Linked DNA regions of Homo sapiens: region 1 is linked to region 2. A link is a contact called in ENCODE Hi-C or POLR2A ChIA-PET data. All regions are on one chromosome and are shown on one strand. The core of a region is the stretch at or near the end of the contact, and the rest is flanking DNA. Distances in the headings are between cores, read along the strand shown.

Region 1 (6,851 bases), core at 2,902-5,401, 40 kb after region 2:
GCATGTACCACCATACCCAGCTAATTTTTGTATTTTTAGTACAGACAGGGTTTCACCATGTTGGTCAGGATGGTCTCCATCTCTTGACCTCGTGATCCGCCCACCTCACCCTCCCAAAGTCCTGGGATTACAGGCGTGATCCACTGCGCCCGGCTGGATTTGTTCTTAAAGAAATTCAAGATTTTCCTCTATTTTCATGCTTGTGGCAGGATGGTAGAGAGGTGGGAGGACTGGCAGGCCCCTAACAGGGGTTCCTGCTTCGTCTCACACCCCCATTATGAACATCCCTCACCAGAGGATACATTTATTAAAATCAATGAACCTATAAACCTACATTGATACTTTATCTTTTTTTTTGAGATGGAGTCTGTGTCCCCAGGCTGGAGTACAGTGGGCCATCTCAGCTCACTGCAACCTCCACCTCCCGAGTTCAAGTGATTCTCCTGTGTCAGCCTCCGGAGTAGCTGGGACTACAGATGTGCACCACCATGCCTGGCCAGTTTTTTTTTTTTTTTTCTTTTTTGAGACGGAGTCTCACTCCAGGCTGGAGTGCAGTGGTGCAATCTTGGCTCACTGCAACCTCTGCCTCCCGAGTCAAAGGACTCTCCTGCTTTAGCCTCCCAAGTAGCTGGGATTACAGGAGCCTGCCACCACGCCTGGCTAATTTTTGCATTTTTAGTAGAGATGGGGTTTCACCATATTGGCCAGGCTAGTCTCGAACTTCTGACCTCAAGTGATCCACTGCCTAGGGCTCCCAAAGTGCTGGGATTATAGGCATGAGCCACCACACCCAGCCTACATTGATACATCATTATCACCCAAAGTCCATAGTTTACATTAGGGCTCACTCTTGGCATCATACATTCTGTGGGTTTACAAAAATGTATAATGACATGCATCATGATTATATTATCATACAAAATAGTTTAACTGCACTAACAATCTTCAGATAAATAGACGCACACTTTGGGAGGCCCAGGTGGGTGGATTACCTGAGGTCAGGAGTTCGAGATCAGCCTGACCAATATGATGAAACCCCGTCTCTACTAAAAATACAGAAAATAGCCGAACGTGGTGGCATGCACCTGTAATCCCAGCTTACTCTGGAGGCTGAGACAGGAGAATTCGCTTGAACCCAGGAGGCGGAGGTTGCAGTGAGCTGAGATTGCGCCATTGCACTCCAGCCTGGGCAGCAAGAGCGAAACTCTGTCTCAAAAAAAAAAAAAAATTTTACTGAGGTCTATTTTATCAATTATTTCTCTCACGGATCTTGCCTTTGGTGTTCTATCTAAAAAGTGATCACCAAATTCAAGATCATCTGGATTTTCTCCTATGTTATCTTCTGTGAGCTTTATAGTTTTGCGTTTTACATTTAGGTCTGTGATCCATTTTGAACTAATTTTTGTGAAGGATGTAAGGTCTGTCTAGTTTCATATTTTGCATGTGGATGTCCAGTTGTTCAACAACATTTGTTGAAAAGACTATCTTTTCTCTATTGTATTACCTTTGCTCCTCTGTCAAAGAAATTTTTTACGTTTAAAAAAATGTAAAGATTGGGCATGGTGTCTCACACTTGTAATCTCGGCTACTCAGGAGGCTGAGACAGGAAGATTACTCAAGCCCAATAATTTGAGAACATTATGAACAACATAGCGAAACCCCATCTCTAACAACAAAAAAGAATTAGCCTGGCATGGTGCACACCTGTAGTCCCAGCTACTCCGGAGGCTAAGGTGGGAAGATTATTTGAGCCCAGAAGTTCAACGCAAGGTTGCAGTAAGCTATTGGTACCGCTGCACTTCAGCTCGGGTGACACAGAAAGACCCCATCTCTTTTTTCTTTTTTCTTTTTTTTTTCTTTTGAGATGGAGTCTGGGTCTGTAGCCCGGGCGCAATCTTGGCTCACTGCAACCTCCACCTCCCAGGTCCCAGCTCAAGCAATTCTCCTGCCTCAGCCTCCCAAGTAGCTGGGATTACAGGCGCACGCCACCATGCCCAGTTAATTTCTGTATTTTTAGTAGAGACGGGGTTTCACCATGTTGGCCAGGCAGGTCTTGAACTCCTGACCTCATGATCTGACTGCCTTGGCCTCCCAAAGTGCTGGTATTACAGGCGTGAGCCACTACGCCCAGCCTCCATCTCTTTTTTCTTTTTAGAGACAGGGTCTTACTATGTTGCCCAGGCTGGTCCTGAACTCCTGGGCTCAAGCAATCCTTCTGTCTTGGCCTCCCAAAGTGCTGGGATTACAGGTGTGAGCCACTGAGCCCAGCCGAGCCTATTGCTTAAAAAAGTTAAAAATGGCTGGACGTGGTGGCTTACTCCTGTAATCCCAGTACTTTGGGAGGCCGAGGCGGGCGGGTCACCTGAGGTTGGGAGTTCGAGACCAGCCTGACCAACATGGAGAAACTCCGTCTCTACTGAAAATACAAAAAACTTATCCCGGCTAGGTGGTGCATGCCTGTAATCCCAGCTACTCAGGAGTCTGAGGCAGAAGAATTGCTTGAACCCCGGAGGCGGAGGTTATAGTGAGCTGAGATTGCGCCATTGCACTCCAGCCTGGGCAACAAGAGTGAAACTCTGTCTCAAAAAAAAAAAAAAAGTTTAAAATGTAAGGAAGATGTTTCTGTTAAGCTATGCTGTTCTTTTTGTAAGGATTAAGTTTGGGACTTAGAGAATACGTATGTGTAGCTACTTAAGTATACATAAAATATCTCACCATAACAAAAATACAAAACCAAATTAGAATATTAGTTGTTTTGGAAAGGGAAACTGGGCAGTTGGGAGGCAGAAGTAGAAAGACTTTTCTTGGCCGGGTGTGCTGGCTCATGCCTGTAATCCCAGCACTATGGGAGGCCGAGGTGGACGGATCACCTGAGGTCAGGAGTTCGAGACCAGCCTGGCCAACATGGTGAAACTCTGTCTCTACTATAAATACAACAAAAAATTAGCTGAGCATGGTGGTGCATAGTTACTTGGGAGGCTGAGACAGGAGAATCGCTTGAACCCAGGAGGTGGAAGTTGCGGTGAGCCGAGATTGCACCACTGCGCTCCAGCCTGGGCCACAGAGCAAGAAAAAAAAAAAAAAAGAAAGCGTTTTCTCGTATACACTTTCTGGATTTAATGTGAATGAATCGCCTATTTCAAAAATGCAAGGCCGGGCGCGGTGACTCACACCTAAAATCCCAGCACTTTGGGAGGCCGAGGCAGGTGGATCACGAGGTCAGGAGTTCAAGAGCAGCCTAACCAACGTGGTGAAACCCCGTCTCTACTAAAAAAATGCAAAAAATTAGCTGGGCATGGTGGCGCACACCTGTAATTCCAGCTGCTCAGGAGGCTGAGGTAGGAGAATCGCTTGAACCCGGGAGGCAGAGGTTGCAGTGACCCGAGATCTCGCTACTGCACTCCAGCATGGGTGACAGAGTGAGACTCTGTCTCAAATAAATAAATAAATAAATAAATAAAGTAAAAATAAATAAAGCAAAACAGCAAAAAAAATTTTTTTTTGTTTCTTTTCCGGAAGATATATTTTATGTAAATATAAGCAAACACATATCTATCTTTTTTACCTGGCATAGAGTTTGGCATAGAATCGGGGAAAAATTGGGCAAAGGAAGTCAGGTACCCCCAAAAGAACCCAACTTGACTACAAAAGCTTGCAGCCTTCAACTAGTGATTTTTAATTAGTTTATTTAATTTTGCAACACCAAAACAAAAAAGTTTTTCCTGCATCATTTAATCTACTTGCGTTAGTGTTGCCCTGAGAGGTGGCTGCAAAATCATATTAGTTCAATTACAGAACTTCGCATTATATTAGGCATAACTATTCCCTTTGGGTCCTAATTAAATAAGGTTGAATCAACTTTCTGCCTTCAGCATTTGTGCTAAAAAAAAAAAAAAATCCCTATTGCATTATCCTACATACCCTTGGAAAAATAAAAAAAGAGAGAATGAATATCTTGTCCCAAAGGGTTAAAACCTCAGAATCATATTTTTTTAACTCACTGGAAAATGGCTTCCACATTCCACAGGATAAGGAAGGAAAACTGTGAAATCACTTTGAATGGATTTGTTCAGCAAGGGAAGAGCTGGCTCATTTTCCACGTGGACTGCCAAGTTCACCAGCCGTGGGGGGAAATGATTTTAGTCTTACTTTCTTACTTCACATACATTTTTAAACTGCAGTCTTATGGAAATGAAAATCCCATTTGGAGATCAGATTCTTCAGATGGATTTAATTTATATACCATTTGACCAAGTCAATCAGACCAGCTTAGTGGAAGGCTTTTTTCATTATAATGTCGTGGGCTTTGCCTAGGAATCTTCTTTTCTAAGTTATAGAAAGTCAATTTAGTAAGTACAGCATCTAATTTAGGCTTTGTACTTAATTACCTTGGGACTGCATTAAAACTTTCTTCTGAGCAATAATTACATTGCTTCTCCTTAAAATGCAAACTCTCTGAATCATAGTCTGATTTAACCTTCCAAAAGCTAGAGTTTCCCTAGATTGACTGGTAGCTAAAAATGCTCCAGGGACCTGATTTCAACCCATAGCTTTTTTGTGTAGTAGTTATAAAAGTGCAAAAATGGAGCAGACCAGGGCAAGAAAACAGAACATGTAGGGCTTCTCTCTCAAGAAATTAGACCCTCTCTCACTCTAAGATAGGGCCAGCGCCCTAATCTTCACTGCTCAACCTCCTTTTTCTCATCCCCCGCTATGGTTGTGGAGTATAAATGAATTAATTTACTCTTATCTGACAGAGCTGGAGCCAGTTGGATTTAACAAAAACTGCAAACCAGCACGTGCTCCCACTCTTATATGTGTACCCTGGGGTTCACCGAAGAACTTTCTGCCACTATTCTTTCCCTTCAAGGGAAGCTGGAGTAAACACACCTCCTGCCACTTCATTACATCAGAGGTTTGTCTCTCCCATTAGTAAATCCACAGAGAGTAGGGACTTCCTGTCTGCCAAATGGTGTAGATGGAAGAGATTCAAATATTTGAGACAGAACCTGCATTGCGTCTGGCCCTTTATAGATGTTTTCTCTAGCTGAGACAGCCAATTCGAATACCCTGCGCTCTCCCTAGCTTCCTTGTGCCTCTAGGAACTGCTTCTCCCCTGTTTCGTGACCTTCATCTACCCCCTTCCCCAACCAAAAGATTTTTGTATTCTTTACCAGAGACCCTACAAAATCCTGGTACATAGTAGGTGTTCAGTAATTATTTGTTGAGTAAATTAAAATACTAAATTATGACTATCTAGGACCTGTTTCCCAGGCTTCTGGAAATAATCAGGATGGTTTCAGCCCATGCGGATCTCAGTATCTAAGAATTCGGGAGCAGGAAACATTTGTAAGACCGTTTAATGCTTGAGCTTGAAGAGACCTGTCAGTGAAGTGCTAATAAATGTAAATAGCTGTGTTTGAGGAAGGAGGGACGGCTTAACTTGCATTGCAGGTGCTAAAATGCGTAATTGGTTTTGGGTAAACTAATTTTACTTAAACTAAACTTAACTTCCATATCAATGGCAGAGAAATTGCTGATGTCAGCAATGATTAAGTTCACTGGCTGTGAGGCGGTCACGGCAAAAAAAAACATTCACTGAAAGCTTATAGGGATGTTAACAGATGTGGAACAACACCCATTTTACTGACATAAACTAAAGAAAAGGCAAAGCTATTAGCAAAAGTCACTTGGAAGCTTGGACTACAATTTGAGAGTGGATCTCCTGAAATTATTTAACTCTGTAAAACAAACAAATTAGCCTATTCTCATCTATAATCCTTGTTCACTCTTAGCTGGAGTGTTAGAACAACTATCCAGCTGATTTACTAATTCGCAATATTAAAGGAAGCTTGGTCCAGAGGGAGGATGTAGCTCACTGTTTCAGCCTGGGAACCTCCTCTACCACATCCCGTGCCCTGATGGGGAGACCCAGCCTTGCCAGAGAGCCACACAGACTGAAAATGCAGAGAGAATTTCCTCTTCTGTCTTTGGTTCTTAGCTCTTACTGAGCCAGAGGAGCCCCAGGACATTTTGGCCAGGGCCTTTTTGCATCTCTAAAAGGGGATTTTACAAATTCCTGCTTCTTAGAGTTGGGAGGATTAAATGAGTTAATCCATGTAAAGTTCTCAGAACAGTGCCTGGCACAAGTAAAGACTTATAATACATACTTGTTATTATTACTATGATTATTCTTCTCTCAGGTTCTGGCACATCTAAGACCTCTACAGTGCTGGAACATCGCCCGAAGGAAACACATTCATTCACATTTCTATTAAGCTCTTCCAGGGAAACTAGCATTTAATGAGCAGCAACTATAAGACAGAAAGAAAACACTTGACATAGATTGACTCGTTTACTCCTCATAATAACTCTAAAAATTATTGCGCACATTTTAGAGGTTGGAGAACAGACTCAGACCATGTACAGTGAAGCTCAGAATTTCCTGGCATAAGGCTGGCTTGGAATTGAAAAGGTATGTCTGACTCTAAACTGGGTCCTCATTCACATCACCCACGTGAAAGGCATGAATCACCAGACTCCTGTCCGTAAGTGCTGCGCAGGTTCTGTACTACAAGGGCACTGGTGGAGACAGCAAGGCTGAGTTCTTCTTATTCTGCAGCTGCTCTCAGCAGGGCTGTATCTGTCCGGAGGTAGTGCCTTTTCCAAGTCACACAGAGGTGTTCTGTGGACTCTCAGAGGCCCTGGAATCTTGTATCTTAAGATTCAAAATTGAAGTCACATATGAACACTAGAGCTGATGTGAAGACTGCATATTTTGATTCCCAAAGTTTTTTATTTTTTTAATTTTTTTTATCTTTTATTTTTGAGACAGGGTCTTGTGCTATCGC
Region 2 (6,612 bases), core at 3,170-5,669:
CTCCGTCTCAAAAAAAAAAAAAAAAATCTTATAACTTTATAGAAAATCCTGAGGGATACAATCATCAGAATCCAGAATGTGATAAACTATATAGGACAGATAGACCAAGTTCTTTTACATATAAATGGCAAAGAATAAAAGGGATCTGGGGCAGTTTGTTTTGGATTAAAGTAGACTTTAAGGAATTTGTCAGGCAATATATGGACCTTGTTTGGATCCTGATTCTAATTCTAAAATGACATTATGAGGCACCAGGAAAATTTAAGCACTGACTGGATATTTGATGGCATTAACATATTAAAAATATGTTCTGAAGTACTTACAAATTAAATATCATATGTAGAATCTGCTTTAAATGGTTTAGGGAGCAAGGATTTTAGGGCTTAGATGAAGCAAGATTGGCAAACCAAGTAATTATTGAAATGAATATACAGGTTTATTATTTGCTCTAATTCTTTTGTTTGAAACTTTCAAAAGAAAGAAAAGATTAATTGTAAGAAAATGTTCGTTGTTAAACATAGGTGGTGGCATCTTTTATAACAAAAAAAAGAAAAATTAATTGTATTCTATAGTGACAAATTTTTAAATACCAATCTATTTTCATCAGCCCTCAAGATGAAACACAGACCGCAAATCATAAACCAGAAGAGCATCCTGAAGAAAATACAAAGAACAGTGTTGACGAACAGGAAGAAACTGTTATTTCTTACGAATCAACTCCTGAGGTTTCTAGAGGAAATCAAACAATGGCAGGTAGGTAGTATACACTTCATAATTTTCTACCTGGTGCTTCCTCTGAACTTCTAAATTTATTTTCCATGGGGAGATTCTAAGAAGGGAATCGCTTAAGTACCTTGACTACAGATGAGTCAACGTTTGCCTCCCCAAGTGTACCTTCAGGAGGATGCAGCCCCTGCCAGAGTCTACCCTGGCAGAGGGATCAACACATTGGCTTTGGTTTTGCTTTTTCCTTTCAATTTTAACACATAGAGTAAACTTTTTCTAATAAAATCTTTTGGCCGGGTGCGGTGGCTCACACCTGTAATCCAGCATTTTGGGAGGCCGAGGCAGGTGGACCACGAGGTCAGGGGTTCAAGACCAGCCTGGCCAAGATAGTGAAACCCCGTCTCTACTAAAAATACAAAAAATTAGCCGGGCATGGTGGCAGCCACCTCCAATCCCAGCTACTCAGGAGGCTGAGGCAGAGAATTGCTTGAACCCCAGAGGCGGAGGTTGCAGTGAGCCGAGATCGTGCCACTGCACTCCAGCCTGGGTGACAGAGCGAGACTCCTTCTCAGAAAAGAAAAGAAAATCTTTCAGTACTTGGAAAATCTATCTGTTCTCAGGGCTAGATTCTCAGAGTATTCACAAGCCTGCCACATTGGGAACTGTGGAGGATTTAATATCTAAACTAATAGAATGGGTTTGTTTACTCCAGCATTGCTATAATCCATACCTGGCTGTTCCTTCAATTGTAGAAAATTATTATCCATGGCATTTTAAAAAAAACAAGTTGTTCTGTGCTCTATTCTCTCATATTTTTTGGACTCTTCACAAATCTTTTCTTTTTTTTTCCTGGAGGCAGAGTACTCCCTCTGTTGCCAGCGCTGGAGTGCAGTGGCGCTATCTTGGCTCACTGCAACCTCTGCCTCCCTAGTAGCTGGGACTACAGGTGTGTGCCACCACACCCGGCTAATTTTTTGTATTTGTAGTACAGATGGGGGTTACTATGTTGGCCAGGCTGGTCTGGAACTCCTGACCTCCAGTGATCAGCGCGCCTCAACCTCCCAAAGTGCTGGGATTACAGGCATAAGCCACCATGCCCGGCCCTTTTACTCTTTTTCTTTATGATTTTTTGGGAACAGGGATGGGAATTAGTGCATATTATCGCTTTGCTTCTTCTTTTTTTTTTTTTTTTTTTTTTTTTGAAGCTCTTTCACCCAGGCTGGAGTGATGTGGCGTGATCTCAGCTCACTGCAATCTCCACCTCCCAGGTTCAAGCGATTCTCCTGCCTCAGCCTCCCAAGTAGCTGGGATTATAGGTGCCCACCACCACGCCCAGCTAATTTTTGTATTTTTGTAGAGGCAGGGTCTCGCCATGTTGGCCAGGCTGGTCTTGAACTCCTGACCTCAGGTGATCCACCCACCTCAGCTTCCCAAAGTGCTAGGATTACAGGCGTGAGCCACCATGCCCAGCCAGCTTTGCTTCTTTTTTATTTTATTTTATTTTATTTTATTTTTGAGATGGAGTCTTGCTCTGTTGCCCAGGCTGGAGTGCAGTGGCGCGATCTCCACTCACTGCAAGCTCCGCCTCCTGGGTTCATGCCATTCTTCTGCCTCAGCCTCCTGAGTAGCTGGGACTGTAGGTGTCCGTCACCACGCCTGGCTAATTTTTTGTATTTTTTTTTTTTTTAGTAGAGATAGGGTTTCACTGTTAGCCAGGTTGGTCTCAATCTCCTGGCCTCGTGATCCGCCCGCCTCGGCCTCCCAAAGTGCTGGGATTATAGGCATGAGCCACTGCGCCCGGCCCAGCTTTGCTTCTTGTAGTCCATAAGTAAAAAACCATTCCTACAAAACCCCGCCACCACTCCTGCCCTTTTGCAGAAGAGTAAGAAACAATGAAATTCAAGTATTCAGGACCATTCTTCTTAGGAAAAGCATGGGGTTCTGGGCAGAACATCTTCCGTATCTTATATAAATATAACGTGTATGTTATAAATTTAAATAAAATAAACTTTATTTAATTTACTTATTTAAAATAAATTATAAATTTATATTACCAGTCATGTTCCCTTGTAACAAATACTAAGCACTGCCTTTTCCTTTGCCTCTGTCACTTACAAGGCAGTATGAGCTGGGTGCAGTGGCTCACGCCTATAATCTCAGCACTTTCGGAAGCCAAGGCAGGAGTATTGCTTGAGCTCAGGAGTTCAAGACCAGCCTAGGCAATGTAACAAGACAACGTTTCTACTAAAAATAATGCTTTTAAAAAATTAGCCGGATGGGATGGCACTATAGACCCAGCTTCTCAGGAGGCTGAGGTAGGAGGATCACCTGAGCCCAGGAGGTTGAGGCTACAATGAGCTGTGTGACTGCATTACTGCTTTCCAGCCTGAGCAACAGAGCAAGACCCTGTCTCAAAAAATAAATAAATAGCCAGGCACAGTGGCTCACGCCTATAATCCCAGCACTTTGGGAGACTGAGGCAGGTGGATCACCTGAGGTTTGGAGTTCGAGACCAGCCTGACCAACATGGAGAAACCCCGTCTCTACTAAAAATACAAAATTAGCCAGGCATGGTGGCCATGCCTGTAATCCCAGCTACTCAGGAGGCTGAGGCAGGAGAATCGCTTGAACTTGGGAGGCAGAGGTTGTGATGAGCCGAGATCACGCCACTGCACTCCAGCCTGGGCAACAAAGAGCGAAATTCTGTCTCTAAATAAATGAATAAGGTAGTGTGCACAGGAGGTCTCACTTGTTAAAAAAAAAATTGTCACTGGCCAGTTTTGGTTATTATGCAGCAGGTCTGGATCAAAGTGTTATGATAGTATTAAAACCACAACATTTAAATCATCCATAGTATTTAGCTGCATAGAACTAAAAAAAGTTCCAACAGAAAATTAACCTCAAAGCAGAAAAAAAAAATGTAAAGTATTTTTTTTGTTTGTTTGTTTTTTGTTGTTGTTGTTGTTGTTTGAGACAAAGTCTTGCTCTCTTGCCCAGGCTAGAGTACAGTGGTACAATCTCAGCTCATTGCAGCCTCTGGCTCTTGGGTTCAAGCATTTCTCCTACCCCGGCCTCCTAAGTAGCTAGGACTACAGGCACGAGCTACCATGTCTGACTAATTTTTGTATTTTTAGTAGAGTCGGGGTTTCACCATGTTGGCCTGGCTGGTCTCGAACTCCTGACCTCAAATGATCCGCCTGCCTCGGCCTCCCAAAGTGGTGGGATTACAGACATGAGCCACCACGCCCAGCCAAAAAAAAAAAAATTTTTAAGTAGTTGTCAGGAAATATTTTATACTGAATAATTAGATTGCAAATTAGAAAATAACAGGCTGGGCACATAATCCCAACACTTCGGGAGACCAAGATGGGAGGATTGCATGATGCCAGGAGTTCAAGACCAGCCTGGTCAACATGGTGAGACCCCATCTCAATTAATAAAAATTTGTTTTTAATTATTTAAAAAGAAAAAATCACAATAGAACCAAATGTATCTATTACTTCCTTCTCAAAACATGTTCTAATTTTTGTGGGATTACAGCATCAGGATTTACTTCTCCAAATGTGTCTTAAAGATTTTTATCTTCTCCCATTTTCTTTGTGTGTTTTAGTGAAAAGTCTGTCCCCATCTCCTGAGTCCTCGGCATCGCCAGTTCCATCCACTCAGCCGCAGCTCACAGAAGGATCACATTTCATGTGTGTGTAGTCTTAGAAGAAGTACGTCATTTCCCTTTGCATTTGTGCTTTAGTTTTTTACTTGAATTTTATGACTTATCTGTTGGTTTAGTGAATCAAAACTGGGATTAGTTCTGGACTGTACATAGGGATAGTTGGCAGAACAAGTAGGCATATCTTGGAACCAGGGTTGGTAACAGATTGCTAACATTGGCTCCTCTGATGATTTGCTGTGTGACAGCATTTTCTTTGTCTCTTATTTCATCATCCAGAAAAACAACAAAATTTGGAGGGTATGGCCTGTGCCAAGACTTGCAGTGTTGTGCAGCTGTGCTTCTACTTAATGTTCCTTTCCATAGCGACCTGAGAATTTTGTTTAAGTCATTACACGTTGACTATGTAATGCTTTTTACAGTTAGGGTGACATGTCTGCCCACTGGGAGTTTGCTAATTATTGTAAATGACAATGAAATGTTTATGGTACAGCCAACTTGATGGAATATTAAAATCTTTAATGTCTATCTGATATTATTTCTAAGTAATTGAATTCTATTAAGTCAGGGAGGTAATTACTAAAACCATGGATGGTATCAGGGAGAAGAAGGAATCCTTTCTTGAACAATGTTCCTTAGAGCACAGATTTATAATTGAGAATAGTTTCCTGAATTCTTACTTTTAAACTTTCTAGACAATTGCTAATTTTAACCTAGAATTTAGTACTTATAGCGTACTCTAAAAGTTTTTTAACTTTTTATAAAAGCTCTGGTGTAGAGTAAGAATGTTATGCCTTTTTCTGCATTTTCTTTCTCACAGCATCTACCATATCTAGTAAGTTTGGTGCTTTAGGATTACCACCATTTTCTGCTGAACAGCAGCAGAAACATATAGAGACATTATAAGCATTAGTACTAACATCTTTTTGTTTTTTTATTTTCTTGTTTTTTTTATGTTATTTCTTTTTTCAGAGATGTCCCCCATGCTGGAGTGTAGTGGCATAATCACAGCTCACTGCAGCCTTGACCTCCTGGGCTCAAGCAGTCGTCCTGCCTCAGCCTCACAAGTAGCTGGGATCACAAGTGCACGCCACCACACTCGGCTGATATTTCGATTTTCTTATAGAGACAGTCTTACTAAGTTGTCCACGCTGGTCTCAAACTCCTGAATTCAAGCTACCCTCCCACTGCATGAGCCACTGTGCCTAGCCTCTTTGATTTTCACATTCTCAAAATATTTCTTTTATTTTCTCTCCTTTTTTTTTTTTTTTCGAGGCAAGGTCTTACTCTGTCACCCAGGCTGGAGTGCAGTGGTGCAAGATCATGGCTCAATGGCTCACTGAAGGCTGACCTCCCAGGCTCAAGCAATCCTCCCACCTCAGCCCCCTGAGTAGCTGGGACTACAGGTGTATGCCACCATGCCAGGCTAATTGTTTTGCAGAGATGGAGTTTTCACCATGTTGCCCAGGCTGATCTCAAGCTCCTGAGCTCAAGTGATCTGTCCGCCTCAGCCTCCCAAAGTGCTGAGATTACAGGTGTGAGCCACCACACCCAGCCTTTTTTCTTCCTTTTCAAGCATTTTTTAAATTTCACTAGCTTTGGGTACAAGTGGTTTTGGGTTACATGGAAGAATTGTATAGTGGTGAAGTCTGAGATTTTAGTGCACCCATTACCCGAGTAGTGTATGTTGTACCCAATCCTTCACCGACCTTCCACCCTCTCCCTTCTGAGTCTCCAAAGTCCATTATACCACACTGTATGCCTTTGCATACCCATAGTGTAGCTCCAACTTATAAGTGAGAACATATGATATTTGGTTTTCCTTTCCTGAGTTACTTTACTTAGAATAATGGCCTCCAGCTCCATCCAAGTTGCTGCAAAATACATTATTTTGTTCCTTTTTATTGCTGAGTAGTATTCCATGGTGTATATAAACCACATTTTCTTTATCCACTCCTTGGTTGGTGGACTCTTAGGTTGGTTCCATACCCTTGGAGTTGCAAATTGTGCTGCTATAAACATGCATGTGCATGTATCTTTTTTATGTAATGACTTGTTTTCTTTTGGGTCGATACTCAGTAGTGGGATTGCTGGATCAAATGCTGGATCTACTTTTAGTTCTTTAAGGAATCTCCACACTGTTTTCCGTAGTGGTTGTACTAGTTTACATTCCCACCAGCAGTGTAAAAGTGTTTTCTTCTCACCACATCCATACCAAC

What was found. Hi-C counts contacts between places; a loop is a spot of excess contacts on that map. ChIA-PET counts read pairs that join two places held with the same protein, here RNA polymerase II (POLR2A). Pooled maps may share reads with other maps.
Region 1: a map of ascending aorta shows a loop between it and region 2 (4-fold over the local background). The contact joins two enhancer-like sites. A Hi-C loop is called at or near these places in 4 of 168 maps with a recorded cell type or tissue (aorta, ascending aorta, endothelial cell of hepatic sinusoid and 1 more) and 3 of 50 pooled maps. POLR2A ChIA-PET finds 5 or more read pairs at or near these places in 10 of 52 experiments (GM12878, H1, MCF 10A and 6 more).

What each region holds. Positions count from the first base shown.
Region 1 is chr12:19,405,469-19,412,319 of GRCh38, forward strand. It overlaps a transcript of AEBP2 not described here. Among named protein-coding and RNA genes, the nearest start is that of AEBP2, 31 kb to the right of the region's middle. RefSeq lists enhancers at 2,564-3,064, 5,101-5,993. Within about 2 kb of position 4,152, at least 3 of the 41 ENCODE cell types and tissues checked have a DNase peak (open chromatin) inside an H3K27ac peak, as active enhancers do; they include ascending aorta, where a contact is called at or near this core.
Region 2 is chr12:19,365,357-19,371,968 of GRCh38, forward strand. PLEKHA5 (pleckstrin homology domain containing A5) reads left to right here. Exons shown (of 32, transcript NM_001256470.2): 30 at 608-753; 31 at 4,337-4,442. The coding sequence ends at 4,431. Among named protein-coding and RNA genes, the nearest start is that of AEBP2, 71 kb to the right of the region's middle. Within about 2 kb of position 4,420, at least 4 of the 41 ENCODE cell types and tissues checked have a DNase peak (open chromatin) inside an H3K27ac peak, as active enhancers do; they include ascending aorta, where a contact is called at or near this core.